Linked DNA regions of Homo sapiens: regions 1, 2, 3 and 5 are each linked to region 4. A link is a contact called in ENCODE Hi-C or POLR2A ChIA-PET data. All regions are on one chromosome and are shown on one strand. The core of a region is the stretch at or near the end of the contact, and the rest is flanking DNA. Distances in the headings are between cores, read along the strand shown.

Region 1 (2,700 bases), core at 49-2,548, 530 kb after region 4:
GCAGCTCCAAATTGAGACAGAACAAATAAAGGACCTCAGAACTAAAGAACTATTTTATTCCCAAGTCTAGATCAGTTGTTTTAAAAGCATGGTAGAATGACAGTATATGGAAGACTGACACTATTTTAAATAGTGTCATTCTACTATGCTTTTTAAACAACTGATCTAGACTTGGTAATAAAATAATGCCAAAAATATCTGTATTTGTCCACTTCAATTTGTTAATCATAATTATAAGCCTATGATGTTATTTGCCTAAATTCACCTCCTTAATGTAGGTACAGGTGACCAAAGCTGAAGCAAATGTACTGTCAGTTTTCATTCTCCAGAGAAAAATCCTGGGTCTTCATTAATTTATTCAGCAAGTTTTCCGTCTTAAGTCAGATTCCCTAAAAGCAGAGCCTGAGACGGGGATTCTTGTCTCAGAAATTCTTTGAGGGATTATTACTCTCAGGGAAAAAGGGAATGGGGCAGCCAGCAGATAGGGCAGAGGAAGCAAGCTGAGCACGAATGTGGTCTCAGCAGAAGCCTCAGCCAGATCTCACAGGGAGCTTCAATCGTACCACAGAGTTGGTTCCATCTAGGAGCAAGGGGGCTGACATTTTGTACCCCCTTACCAACCAGTCAATGGCTACAGGCTATAAGCTGAGGGGCTGAGGAGGGATGGAAGAGGGAAATAAACCTTCCCAAGTGAAGAGGGGTGCCTGTTGGCCAGGACAATTCTCCGTGGACTAACGCAGCCAAACAGTGAACAATCGAGAAATCGATGGAAGAATACACATTTCCTGGGCATCTAAGTGATGCCAACAGAACCCACTACATCATCTTACAATGTTAAATGCCTATTCTTACCTTAAAATGAGAGGCAGGACTGGCTAGGTGATGCCTAAGGATGATTCCCAGCCTTGACATGCTGGTATTCTCACATATCCTATCCGTGGCTGATATAGTCTGTGCGGATGAAAATTCCAAAACCGAAGACAGGATTTCGCACTTGCTAAAGTTGGAGCTCCCAGGCGCTGAGATCCAATTTGGGCCTGGGAGAGTGGGGAGGGAGAGCAATCTGCCCAGTGAAGGAGAGCTGCGCTAAAGGCAAGGTTTTACTTCTTTTTATCCCTTAGCGAAAAGCCCACTGCCTCTGAAAGTAGCACGGTGTGGCCACACGGACACATGGGGGAAGTCAGTCAGAGGCGCTCCAACAGAACGGCCAGAAGCCCCTTTCCTGGCTTACCAGGCAGCCTCCTTCCCCTAACTCCTCCAGAAACAGCGCTCCTCTGAAGACGCGGGGGGAGGGTCTTCCGGCCCCACACCCCACCTTCCGCAACGCCAGGAGTGGTTCCTCAGCATTATGGCGTCATTTCCGAGTCAGACCCGCTCTTCTCTCCCCATGTCAACAGAGGGCGACAGGGAGCACCAAGCCGAGGCGTGCTTTTTGGTTCCAATCTACGCCCTCCACAAAACCCATGAGCAAGCTTCACTGTCATCCTGCCCCTTTTTTTTATTCACGTCTATTTTATAAACCCCACACCCTGGCTACATGATCAGCCGAATCATGTTGCAATTACATGTCTGCATTCAAAACCCTGAGGGCCCCGCTCAAATCTAGGAACTGCTGTTTACTAACTTACTTCACCTGGGGCAGGTTACCCAACTTCTCCATTCTTTGACATTCTCGTCCATAAAATGAGAATAACAGCAGCAACCTCACAGTATTATTGTGACGATTAGACAAGTTACTACTTGTAAAACTCAGAACAGCGCTTAGCAGAGCACCCAATAAATACCAGCAATCATTATTCTGTTAGGGACCACAGTACAGAATATTGAAGCTAGGGACTAGAGAAGCAGCACTTTAGAGGGGACCTAGCCTAGGTCTCACTGGTACTCATTAGATGTACGGCAGGCCACCTTTATTCTTGGGCAACCTGTCCCAAGATCCCCCAGTGGAATCCTGAAACTGTGGATAGTACTGAATCCTACAAATACTATGATTTTTCCTTTTTTTTTTTTTTTTTTTTTTTTGAGACGGAGTCTCACTCGTCACCCAGGCTGGAGTGCAGTGGCGCAATCTCGGCTCACTGCAAGCTCCGCCTCCCGGGTTCACGCCATTCTCTGGCCTCAGCCTCCCAAGTAGCTGGGACTACAGGCGCCTGCCACCACGCCAGGCTAATTTTTTGTTTTTAGTAGAGACAGAGTTTCACCTTGTTAGCCAGGATGGTCTGGATCTCCTGACCTCGTGATCTGCCCACCTCGGCCTCCCAAAGTGTTGGGATTACAGGCGTGAGCCACCACGCCTGGCCATGATTTTTCTTATACGTACATGCTGATACGGTTTGGCTGTGTCCTCACTCAAATCTCATCTTGAATTGTAGCTCGCATAATTTCCACCTTGTGAGAGGGACCTGGTAGGAGATAATTGAATCATGGGAGCCGTTTCCCCCATACTGTTATCATGGTAGTGAATAAGTCTTACAAGATCTGACGGTTTTATAAGGGGAAACCCCTTTTGTTTGGTTCTCATTTCTCTCTTCCCTGACACCACGTAAGATGTGACTTGCTCCTCCTTGCCTTCGCCATGATTGTGAGGCCTTCCCAGCCACGTGGAACTGTGAGTCAATTAAACCTCTTTTCTTTATAAATGACACAGTCTCAGGTATGTCTTTATCAGCAGCGTGAAAATGGACTAATACGCATACCTAT
Region 2 (2,700 bases), core at 136-2,635, 570 kb after region 4:
TTCAAGGGGTCTGAAATTATCTCCTAGGAAGGCAATGTGCAGCAGACGGGGTCCTCTGACAAGGAATGGCGAGGGCCCCCAAGGAACTGTCATCACGCCGATAACCTTGGATAGCCACAATTTTATTTAGAATATAAAACATGGAACTCGACTTCGGAATTTTAGTCTAGAAATGGGGACTTCCCCCTAGCTTTTATGATTTTTGAAACTCCTGCTTGGACGCAATTGTCATCTTGCATAATCGACAGTAATTTTCAGGTTTATGGAATTTTGCAAACTTTAAGCAAAGCACATCAATCAGGCTCAGTGCTGCGGCTTTTCTTCGCATCACCGAGGTAGAATAGCACCTCTACTCCCAGAACTTAATCCAGGCGAATGCAGAAGGCCTTTGCTGGTTTTCTGGTTTGGGTAGTCTTTGGGTATTCACTTGGAAACAAGGCGAATTGATGGATGGATAGAGTGATGGATGGATATGTAATAAATATAATATAGTTCAATGACAGGATCCAGATGGTGGGTGTAGGAGAGTTTACTGTAGAATTCAACTTTCTGTGTATTTTAAAGGTTTTCATACTAAAATTGGTGGTGAAGTGGTGTTGTCACACAGATTTGACCAAATCCCTGCTGCGTATTAGCTGTGAGATTGGGACAACATGCCCAATACTCAAGTTTTCTTGACTGATGTGGACAATTACGTATCCCATGGGATGGTACAAAAAAGTCAAAAGAACATTCCCCGCACTACCAGAGGCCCTCGAATCAAGGGCGGCCCCGAGTGGCGGGGAAAAGAAATGCAAGCCAGCGGAGGATGCTGAATTGTGGAGGTCGGCTCTCGGAAACGCCTGCAGCCAGGCAGAGGAGTTGCGGTACCGCAGTTTCGTTGCATCGGGCTGGCCTTCAGGTTGTGCGACTCAGCCTGGAACCTCTGAATGCAAGATTCCGACCTGAGAATGCGCTTCAAGGACACCTCCGAAGCACCCAGAAAGCCACCGCCAGCCTATTTTTTACGCTCCTTTTCCAGCATGCCTCTCCCTCCCCCCAGTATCTATCTGCTCGTTCCCTAGGGGTCTTAGAAGCCTTTTGCTTCCAGAAATGACAACCATATTCCCTGACTCTACGACATCCCAGGCTGTTTATTTCGTCTTATGCCAGTTTCATTTTAGAAAATGCGAATGTTGTCACCGAACCCTGAGGAAACCTGCTGTAAAATACGCGGGTTTAGCGAGAAGAAGCGGAGCGAGTGTGCGTTGCGATCTTAAAGACTGAGGACAGCCAGCCCGAGGGCCTAGAAACAGCGTTAACCGCGCTGAGCCCGCTGCGGGAGGCGGAGGGGTTGGGGCCATGAGAGGGCGGGGCCGCATCTATGGCCCCGCCCCGGCCCTTTGTGACGCAGGACAACGCCTGCCACGCGTCGGAACTCGGCCGCGGGACATCCACGGGGCGCGAGTGACACGCGGGAGGGAGAGCAGTGTTCTGCTGGAGCCGATGCCAAAAACCATGCATTTCTTATTCAGATTCATTGTTTTCTTTTATCTGTGGGGCCTTTTTACTGCTCAGAGACAAAAGAAAGAGGAGAGCACCGAAGAAGTGAAAATAGAAGTTTTGCATCGTCCAGAAAACTGCTCTAAGACAAGCAAGAAGGGAGACCTACTAAATGCCCATTATGACGGCTACCTGGCTAAAGACGGCTCGAAATTCTACTGCAGGTAGGAAATGCTGCGAGCTGCCCGTGCGTCCAGTTGCACAAAATCTTGCCTGCCTCCACCAAGCGGAAGCCTCATTGGTTGGTTGGTTGGGGTTTTATTTTTTAACGGTAAAAGTTGAGCCCTTTATTCATTAAAAAAAATCACATTATATGGCAGTGTTTCTCTAATAAACTGAATATTTTTATTTAAAGTATTGAAAATGTTGTGGCAATAAATTATCAAAAATACGATACATCCACACACACATCAACCACCACCATTACCCTTGGGACCTCCAGAATTAAATCAAGGTTCTGCCTATAAGGATGTTCACATTTTTCCCTTGCCAGAAGTATTGAGTCTTTACGGAGGAATACATGGAATAAAGAGATTTAATTCTGGCCTTCAGAAGCACGATTTTTATAGGTTGTGGCCACTTTCTATCAAGAAAAACAGTTACTTCCCTGGTGACTTCTGGTGGGCCCTGCTCCCTCATTCCACCTGGTGCCTACTCTGATTTAATTGATGGCTTATTACTCAGAGGGAGAATCTTTTCTTTACCCTGTAAAGATAGGACTGGGAAAAACAGTTCCATCCATTTAGAATAAAATAGAGAAATTTAATAAGAATTTATACAATTTTATAATTTAATAAGAATTTAATAAATTATATCATTAGAATTTAATAAGAAAATATACCATTTTAAATTACTATTAAAATGACTTTTTGAGGCTAAAACTGCCCTATCATTTTTTTACAACAAACCCAGGGAGTTAAATGAGTTCTTTGTACAAGCCATGCACCTAGTTAGGGGCTGGAGACCCATTAAAAAGTTAACTGTTGAATAGTTTTTGTAAAGATAACAATTTTAAAAAATGAGATGGCTGTTAATGATTAACTTTGGGCAAATCATACTTCTTTCTGGTGATTATAGGGAAGTTTGAGTCAAACACCCCATTAAGGGTTTTAGAAAGAGTGATTATATGGGAATGATGGTTAGAGAGGACTCCAATTT
Region 3 (2,700 bases), core at 125-2,624, 940 kb after region 4:
ACATACACAGCAACTATTTACATGGGGCAGACGAAGGCTACAATTTAAGCAATTGCCAGATTCTCAGGATTGAGTCCTGATTTGAGATCACAGGGAGTAAGCTGTGACATCTTGGCTACTACTGATCAATAACAAGGACATTATTGAGGGCTTACCCTGTGTGAGGCACTGTGCTGACAGCACATATTATGTCAAATAACCCTCAAAATGATCCTTCCTGCCATGTGTCATTATCACAATGATTTGGCTCTTCTTAAGGCAGTTTACTTTGGTCTGCTTTCAAAGAAAAGTTGCAGTAACAGAAAGGGTCAAGAACCAAATGTATGCTATTAACACTTTCAGAAACAGAGCTCATTCAAAACAATTTTCCAAAATAACAAAATGTGAAGAATATGTAACAGTGACCGTTTTAAACACCTGCACTTATTCTTTCTGTACATGTATTCTTTCGCCTGGTACTAGGAAAACGTCCAACACCAGAGGTCCCTCCCCAGTTTAAAGTACTTCTGTCAAGTTGTTAACGCCTCATCTGTACCTGAGGAAAAGTAGAGTTTTTCCGTTTTTTATATATGGAAATCTGGGCATCTGAGAGAGGAAGGTCAGAAAAGTACTCAAAGTAGGCTAGGACGAGTTTGGCAGTGAACTCAAGAGCTGGTGGATTAGTGAGGGCGAGGGAGAGGGGAAGCCCAGCCACTGCTGTTCTGTCACCCGGTGGCCGCGGCTGCCGGGTCCGCTCTCGTGGGGCAAACACTCCGCATCCCGTCCCCTTCCCTGCAACCCGGCGCAGCTTCGTGGGAGGGGAGCCTCTCCTCAAAGCAGCCCCTGTCCCCAAGCCAGGTGCTGTCTGGTCAGCTGCCGGGAACGGATGTTCCACTCCTCCCTCACCCCGGCAGAGCAGCAGGTGAAGGGAGGTCCAAGAGGCCCACTCCTTCCCCCGAGGGCACCCCGACCCGGGCACCCGCACCTTGATGGGCTTGGTGTCGTTGGGGCCGAGGCACTGGCCATGCATCTCCTCCATGGCCCTGCAGGCCTGTGAGCTGCGGGCGAACTTGACGAAAGCAATGCCCTTGGACTCCTTGGTGTGCTTGTCCCGCACCACCCAGATGTCCTGGATGTCGCCAAAAGGCGAGAAGCGCTCCCTCAGCACCGACTCAGGTGTGTACTTGCTGATCACAAGGAAGATGCGGCTGTTGGGCGGTTCGTCCAGGCTGTCCACGCCCGGGCGGAAGCCCCCGCCGCTCGCAGAGCTGCCAGCTTCGTCCATGGTGCTCCACCCGAATGCAGGAGCCTCACTGCTCTTTGCTTCTGCGGTGTCTGCCACCGCTGCTGTCTCACACCCAAGCCTTTGCCGGCTCGGTGCTCCGCTTCCGGGAGAAAGAGGAGTCCGGCGCCAGGCGCTGTCCAGCCGCGCAGGATGAGGCCTTCCGGGGAGCGGCCTGCAGCGCCCCCTGGCGACGCGGGGGACCCTGACCCAGTCTAAGTCTCAAATCCTCAAATCCAGCTGAGCCTAGGCCCAAGTTATCAGTTGTGCAATCGTTCCCTGCAGGCAGAACAGCGCTGCCTAATGCACAGGCTTTCCCAACGCTGGCTTTACCCCACCCCTAAGGCCAAGGATTCTTTCCAGTGTTAAAGAAAAAATTATTCATGACACTCGTTAGAGATGGTACAGGAAGGCCGACTTTGACAAAGGGAGCCATGGAGATAGGTCCAGGGACAGCTGCAATGGGGTCTTGCAGTGGGAGAGAGAGATTGGACTGAATTTTGACTCTAATAAGGACAAATTTCTAACCAAGAAGCTTGGTGGGAGGTCAGTGGATGGAAAATTACAAAGAGGGAACATCAGTGTTAAGGAGGATTCTGGCTAAACCAACTTGACAGGATAGTTGCTGAAGGCAGGCCAGGGTGATTGATATCCATGGTAGTCAGACACCAAGAATGAGGATTTTCACTACACTGATTCAGCAGGATTCTTGCTCAAATTGGATTCTACAAGGACAGAAAGCCCAAGATCAAGCCTAGTCAAGCAGAGGACTCAAAGGAGCCTAACTAAGTTTTGGTCAAAGTGGAGAGTTGTCACCATCTTGGTCATAAGCTCAATAGATGATCAATATAGGACAGAGTTCAAACTATATAGCATTAGAGTTGGAAGGAAGCTTTGAGATCATTCAATTTCAGCGTCATTTGTTAGAGATGAGGAAACTGAGGCCTATAGCATAGCCAAAGTAATAGAGATAAAAAGTACGACTAAAACCAGAACTAACTTGGCCAGGCGCAGTGGCTCACGTCTGTGATCCCAGCACTTTGGGAGGCCGAGGCGGGCGGATCACGAGGTCAGGAGATCGAGACCATCCTGGCTAACACGGTGAAACCCCGTCTCTACCAAAAAAATACAAAAAAATTAGTTTGGCGTGGTGGCGGGCACCTGTAGTCCCAGCTACTCAGGAGGCTGAGGCAGGAGAATGGTGTGAACCCAGGAGGCACAGCTTGCAGTGAGCAGAGTTTGCACCACTGCACTCCAGCCTGGGGGATAGAGCGAGACTCCACCTCAAACAACAACAACAACAACAAAAAACCCAGAACTAACTCCATCTGTTGATTTACTCAACTTCTACAAGCAACCCTGGGGTTGGAGGGCAGTGAGGGTGGACTGCTCAGCTGTGGAACTAAGAGAAATCATAGAGTGCAAGCAAAGTGGGAAAT
Region 4 (2,700 bases), core at 87-2,586:
TGCTTTCCTGAGCTCGCTCCAATTGTTCCCTTCATGGGGTCAGGTGAAGTTCGTGTTGCATAGGGACTAGGATCTAGGTATGGTTTCCATCTCACTGGGGCAGCAGGCAGATGCTGAGCGCAGAGGACATGGGTGGTGGCTACACAGCTGCAGAGCAGCCATGACATGCTCTTGGAAACAAAAATAATTGAACACTGAAGTATGTGTAAAAGTACTTTTCCCCTTTGAATCAAGAATATGATCATGAACCTTAGCAAAACAAAGCAATGGAGCTGACTCAGTCTTCTAAACATTGGCCCTGAACCTGAACCTACTATTAAATTGGGCTAAAAGGTTTACAGAGCAAGTGGATTCATTAAAACTGTTTTTTGCTATATTCTCTGTTGTGGCTTTGTCCCAGAGATTTCCAATGCTTCCAGCAGCTTTGGAGTTAGTAACTCTGATATGTTTGCATCTGACTTCTGACCTAAACTTTAGTGTTATTTTCAGCTGTTCTTTGACAGGGAATCCAACAGCTGCTGTTTAATACCACAGACAACTTGTGACACAGGCTGAGTTTCTAGCAATAGGATTAATCTACCAATGTGGGGCACTGATTTGAAGCTGGCTATAATTTTCCTGAACAGGAGGTGGGGGTAGGGAATAAAAAGCCTGAAGCACAGTACTTTCCTTTTTGTTTTTGTTTTTAATTGCAGCAAAATATATGTCTTAATAACTTTTAACCACACAGAAAACATTTTCTTGCTGCAATTAAAAGGTAACAGCAAAGTATTTTGCTTTCTCATGGTATTAATAACTGAACTTGAAAACCTTGTCCAATGGAGCAGAATAGTCACAAAGAAAATCTGAAATGATAGGCACCTATTTATAAATGCTGGTTGAAATATTTTTTAAAAATTCCTAAGAAATCTGAGGCTCTGAGAAAATGTGGCTATTCCATCTAAACTTCATTTAGCAAAGAACAGTAAGTTTTAGAAAAGCAGATTAATCTAAAAATGTGTTTTAAGCAATTTGTGACTTAACCCCAAGACAAATACCAAAACTTTTTTAAAGTACACTTTGGTAGTTCTCTTTGCATCAGAGAGATTTCAAAAATCTTGAAAAGATTGATAACCAGGTCAAAGACTTACTTGTTTCAAAGTCCATGGTTACAATGGCATAGTTTCGGTGGCAAAACTAATTTGGGTTGTCAGGATGTAATTTTTTTTTCCATTTGTTATCAAACATCAGCTGATAAGGAAAGAGCTTGAAGCTGTCCTCCACATTTAAGATAACAGCAAAAATAACAGGCACTTAGTGTCACCATACTAGGGGCGTGGCAATTCTCTCTCGTTCGCTCCTTTCTCTCTCACGATAAACTCAATGGGGTTGTCTATTTTTAACCTCCTGTTCTTTCCTTTTGGCAGAGTAATCAGTGTGAGCTGAGCTCTTTCCCTGAATGAATCCAAGTAACCCTGGCCTTCTGAAATGACCAGCAGACACACAACTGTCCAGAGGCTGCCCAAAGTATAAACTCTGGTTCTAAAGTACCATGTCCAGCCAAGGAAGTCCTAGTGTTGCGCTTTCTACGACGACAGTCAGTTCAGTTGCTGTGCAGGCTGGGGACTCCAAAATCGTTATAGCTGTCATAAAGGTAAGCTAACAACTTCCTTTTTTCTGTGCGGCTGTGGGCTTCTAGCTGTGTGTTGAAAACCCTAAAGAACATTCCATGCAATCGGCAGGACACAGCATAGAGAAGACAACGCAGCAAGCACTCTTACTGCTTTCTAAAATGGGCTACTAAGAGAAACCTCTACAAGTTTCAGCAGTTACCAGAGATTCTCTTTCCTTTCAGTCAGCCAGAAAGCATCTATAGCAGCTTGATTTAAAAAAAAAAAAAAAAAGAAAAGAAAGAAAAATAAAGAAAAGAAAACCTCTAGCATATACTGTCAATTTGGTCTTTAAAAGCAAGGCATTGGTAACTGGAAGTTCATGATTGCCTGACTAAAGAGTCCAATGGACCTGTGGAATGCTTGTGATTTTTGAGAGTGGATGTGATGGAGGTGGGAGGAGGCAGGTCCCGACAGACAGGGGGAGGGCACTGCTTTAAGCACGATGGAACTCAGAAAACACCAAGTAAAGGGCTCCGACATGTGCCCTTTGCCACACTGGTTTTGACATGGTAAAGAAACTACTAAATCCTTGTCCAGTAACGAAGACCATGCAAGGAAAGGTACAAAAGCTTTGTGTCAAATTTGCTCTTAACAGCAGGAAGTAGAAGCCACTTAGGGTTTACAATTACTGCATGTTTTATGACAACCCATTTGCCCATTTGCAAAGATGACCACACATCTTTAGGCTGAAGAAGAACTCCATGATTTTATTCTCCATGGAAATGCCCTGTAAAAAAAAGCTTTCAAGCACTAGGCTTGGGCTTTAGATGATATTCCACCTAAATAATTCAGTGTTTAATGAAGGGAAAGCTGGCAAACAAGCTGATGGTCACAAACCAGTTACTTTCAGGTCCCCACCAGGTTTAATTGAATGACTTTTCTGGCCTTTTGTTAGAGCATGGACAGCAAGCCATGTTTACTTTAACTTAATTGCTGTGAATTTTATGGTAATGTGAAAATTCATACCAGGAAAAGAGCACTTGATACTGAGCAAAACAGTTCACTATAGAAGGACAGAATGGAAAGTATTCCTGCCGAGGTGGATTTT
Region 5 (2,700 bases), core at 43-2,542, 640 kb after region 4:
CTGTACACGCAGGAGGTCGTTGAGCTTCACCTTCCTGCTAATGACAAAATCAGCAATTGCCTTTAACCACAGGAACTTCAGCCCGTTGGTCACTAGGGGGAGACACACACGTGGTGGGCCTCTCCAGGCTCCTCAAATCCCGCCAGAGTCGCCACTGTGTAGTCTGCCCAGAGAAACCACACCCAGTCTTAGGAAGAGGAAACTGACTGCCATCCATTTCACGCTACTGTGGCCGGCGAGCTCAGAGTGGAATCATTTGCAAGGCAGCTCCTCCAAGAATAACCAAGCCGAGATCTAGCTGATCAACGATTGAATTTAGAGTAAAACTTGACAGAATAAAACTCCCTTCGGTTTGTCCGTACTACCTGGGTTTGCAGAAATGCTTTTCCTTAGCATTTAATTTTGGGACCTGTAAATATAACTGCTTTTTAGATGCATTCCATAATCCTCAATTAACTTACTGCAGTAAAAAGATAATTAGGTTAATATAAACTGCTCCAAGGGGTTTCTGATCAGACTGAATTTTATTTCATTTGAAATAAGGTCGTTGTTTAATCTTGCAAGTTAAATAATCTTGATTTTACGCTGAATAGGGGCCTGAGATAGATGAAAGAAAATTTCCTTTTCATACATGTGAGAAATAAACTGTTTCTTACACTCATATTCACAAGTGTGACCGTTAGTCCAAGTTGAGGCAATTAACATATTTAGGAAGAAAAAAACTTCCTCACAGAAGGATTGGCATTGGCCCTTCTGAACAGTATTGCAAAGTCTGAAGGAAAAACCCTATTGACACCACTTTCTAGCCAAATGCTATAGGACGATATCAATACTTACTGTACTGAGTGGGCATTTATTTAGTTATTTCACAGTGAAGATATCTTTTCTGGAAAATTCCTCATAAGAAAACTGAAATTCAAGCTCCTGCTCGTTCTTCAGCCACCGCTACTCGTTCCTGCTTTTTGTGCCCATAGGTTCTTCTGCCCAAAACAAAAGCTGTTAAATCACCGCGGCGGCGCTGACGTCAGGGAGCAGGGCCGCGAGGCCCCACCAGGTCGCCAATGAAGCCTCCCCTCGGCTCTGCCGGGGGCTTTGCGGGGCGCATAGAGGCTCCCAGGCGGATAGAGGCTCCCAGGCGGAGGAGTCCGGGAACCCCTAAAGACCCTTTAGGAAGCAAGGTCCGGAAAACCAAGCACGAGCAAGAGGCCCCGGGCGGCTGTATCCCTGCCCGGCGAATTCAGAGGGAGCGGGCGCCGCGGCCACCCAAGAGCAACGAAGACGGCGGCGCGGAGGAGAGGATGGGGAGGGGTGTGGGCCGCCCAGAGGCGCGGAAGCTGGGAGCACCGCGCGGCTTAGGAACTAAAATAAATGCTTGTCTGAATCTGCCCCGGGTGGGGGATGAAGGAACAAGGGCTTGGGAGGAGACCGATACATTTTAGAAATTGCCGGTGGGGGAGCCAGGGGCGGTGGCTCACGCCTGTAATCCCAGCACTTTGGGAGGCGTAAGGCGGGCTGATCACCTGAGGTCGGTAGTTCGAGAGAGACCATCCTGACCAATATGGAGAAAGAAACCCCATCTCCACTAAAAATACAAAATTAGCCGGGTGTGGTGGTGCATGCCTGTAATCCCAGCTACTAGGGAGGCTGAGACAGGAGAATCGCTTGAACCCGGGAGGCGGAGGTTGTAGTGAGCCAAGATCATGTCACTGGATGTTATTTGTTAATTTTTTGATGTACACTGCAAGATCACACAAGAAATGAAGCTATTAAGCCCAGGTATTGGGCCTTTTATAGGGGTGTTTTTTCATGGTGAATGGGTAAATATGTCTCTACTTTGTGTGCTTATTAAACAACCCTGACTATGTGGTCTTGAAAGGAGAGATCCTGCCTTAGTTTCGCCTCTCATTAGCCTTATGTGAGAGCTTTTTTTCAGAGACAGGCAACCAGGAATATTTATTCCAGAAGCAGTCATTGCAGTGGAGAATTTGGGGTTTGAATCATAGAAGACAGAACTAGATAAAATCCTAGATGTTACCTCCAATCCCTTCATTTAAAAATTTGAGGTCACCCAGGCCAGGTGCAGTGTCTCACGCCTGTAATCTCAGCACTTTGGGAAGCAGAGGCAGGTGGATCACCTGAGGTTAGGAGTTCGAGACCAGCCTGGCCAACATGATGAAACCCCGTCTCTAATAAAAATACAAAAACTAGCTGGGTGTGATGGTGCACACATGTAATCCCAGCTACTAGGGAGGCTGAGGCAGGAGAATTGCTTGAACCCGGGAGGCGGGGATTGCAGTGAGCCCAGATGGCGCCACTGCACTCCAGCCTGGGCGACAGCGCGAGACTCTGTCTCAAAAAAAAAAAAACAACAACAAAATTGAGGTTACCCAAATTAAGAGAATTGGTAGTTAAGACAGACCAAGATTAATAACTTTTAGACATTTGTAGACCCTAGTTATTGGGGGTGCTAGACTCTTAACACTTTTCCAAGAAAAGGGGTAAATCTTGTGTTTCTTAATTCGGAAGGAAAAAAAAAATCTACCACTTGCAATTTGGCATGGGCCAGAGGCAATATTATCAGTTATATGCCTCTACGGTGTGATATTGAGTGATATACATGGAGAGAATATGGGCTACATTTTATGGTTTACTGTTTTGGGGAAATGAGGCCTTTGACATGCAGGGTAATTATTGCTGGGG

Evidence for each region. Hi-C counts contacts between places; a loop is a spot of excess contacts on that map. ChIA-PET counts read pairs that join two places held with the same protein, here RNA polymerase II (POLR2A). Pooled maps may share reads with other maps.
Region 1: a map with no recorded cell type shows a loop between it and region 4 (2.7-fold over the local background). The contact joins the promoter of TTN-AS1 here to the promoter of CCDC141 in region 4. A Hi-C loop is called at or near these places in 2 of 37 single-sample maps with no recorded cell type and 4 of 50 pooled maps.
Region 2: a loop to region 4 is called in a pooled map, with 4 times the contacts of the local background. The contact joins the promoter of FKBP7 here to the promoter of CCDC141 in region 4. A Hi-C loop is called at or near these places in 4 of 37 single-sample maps with no recorded cell type and 8 of 50 pooled maps. POLR2A ChIA-PET finds 5 or more read pairs at or near these places in 1 of 52 experiments (activated T-cell).
Region 3: a map of naive thymus-derived CD4-positive, alpha-beta T cell shows a loop between it and region 4 (3-fold over the local background). The contact joins the promoter of RBM45 here to the promoter of CCDC141 in region 4. A Hi-C loop is called at or near these places in 1 of 168 maps with a recorded cell type or tissue (naive thymus-derived CD4-positive, alpha-beta T cell) and 8 of 50 pooled maps.
Region 5: a loop to region 4 is called in a pooled map, with 5 times the contacts of the local background. The contact joins the promoter of CHROMR here to the promoter of CCDC141 in region 4. A Hi-C loop is called at or near these places in 7 of 37 single-sample maps with no recorded cell type and 9 of 50 pooled maps.

The regions. Positions count from the first base shown.
Region 1 is chr2:178,521,789-178,524,488 of GRCh38, reverse strand. It overlaps TTN-AS1 (TTN antisense RNA 1), which reads right to left and starts at 1,298. Exons shown (of 7, transcript NR_038271.1): 1 at 853-1,298. RefSeq lists enhancers at 1,271-1,420, 1,097-1,609.
Region 2 is chr2:178,477,285-178,479,984 of GRCh38, reverse strand. FKBP7 (FKBP prolyl isomerase 7) reads left to right here and starts at 1,385. Exons shown (of 4, transcript NM_181342.3): 1 at 1,385-1,706. The coding sequence starts at 1,486.
Region 3 is chr2:178,111,111-178,113,810 of GRCh38, reverse strand. RBM45 (RNA binding motif protein 45) reads right to left here and starts at 1,374. Exons shown (of 10, transcript NM_152945.4): 1 at 965-1,374. The coding sequence starts at 1,264. RefSeq lists an enhancer at 1,169-1,338.
Region 4 is chr2:179,048,773-179,051,472 of GRCh38, reverse strand. CCDC141 (coiled-coil domain containing 141) reads left to right here and starts at 1,336. Exons shown (of 24, transcript NM_173648.4): 1 at 1,336-1,633. The coding sequence starts at 1,532. RefSeq lists enhancers at 1,260-1,339, 1,350-1,599, 1,790-1,839.
Region 5 is chr2:178,412,251-178,414,950 of GRCh38, reverse strand. CHROMR (cholesterol induced regulator of metabolism RNA) reads right to left here and starts at 1,292. Exons shown (of 5, transcript NR_110204.1): 1 at 838-1,292. RefSeq lists enhancers at 1-375, 163-422, 924-1,123, 953-1,528.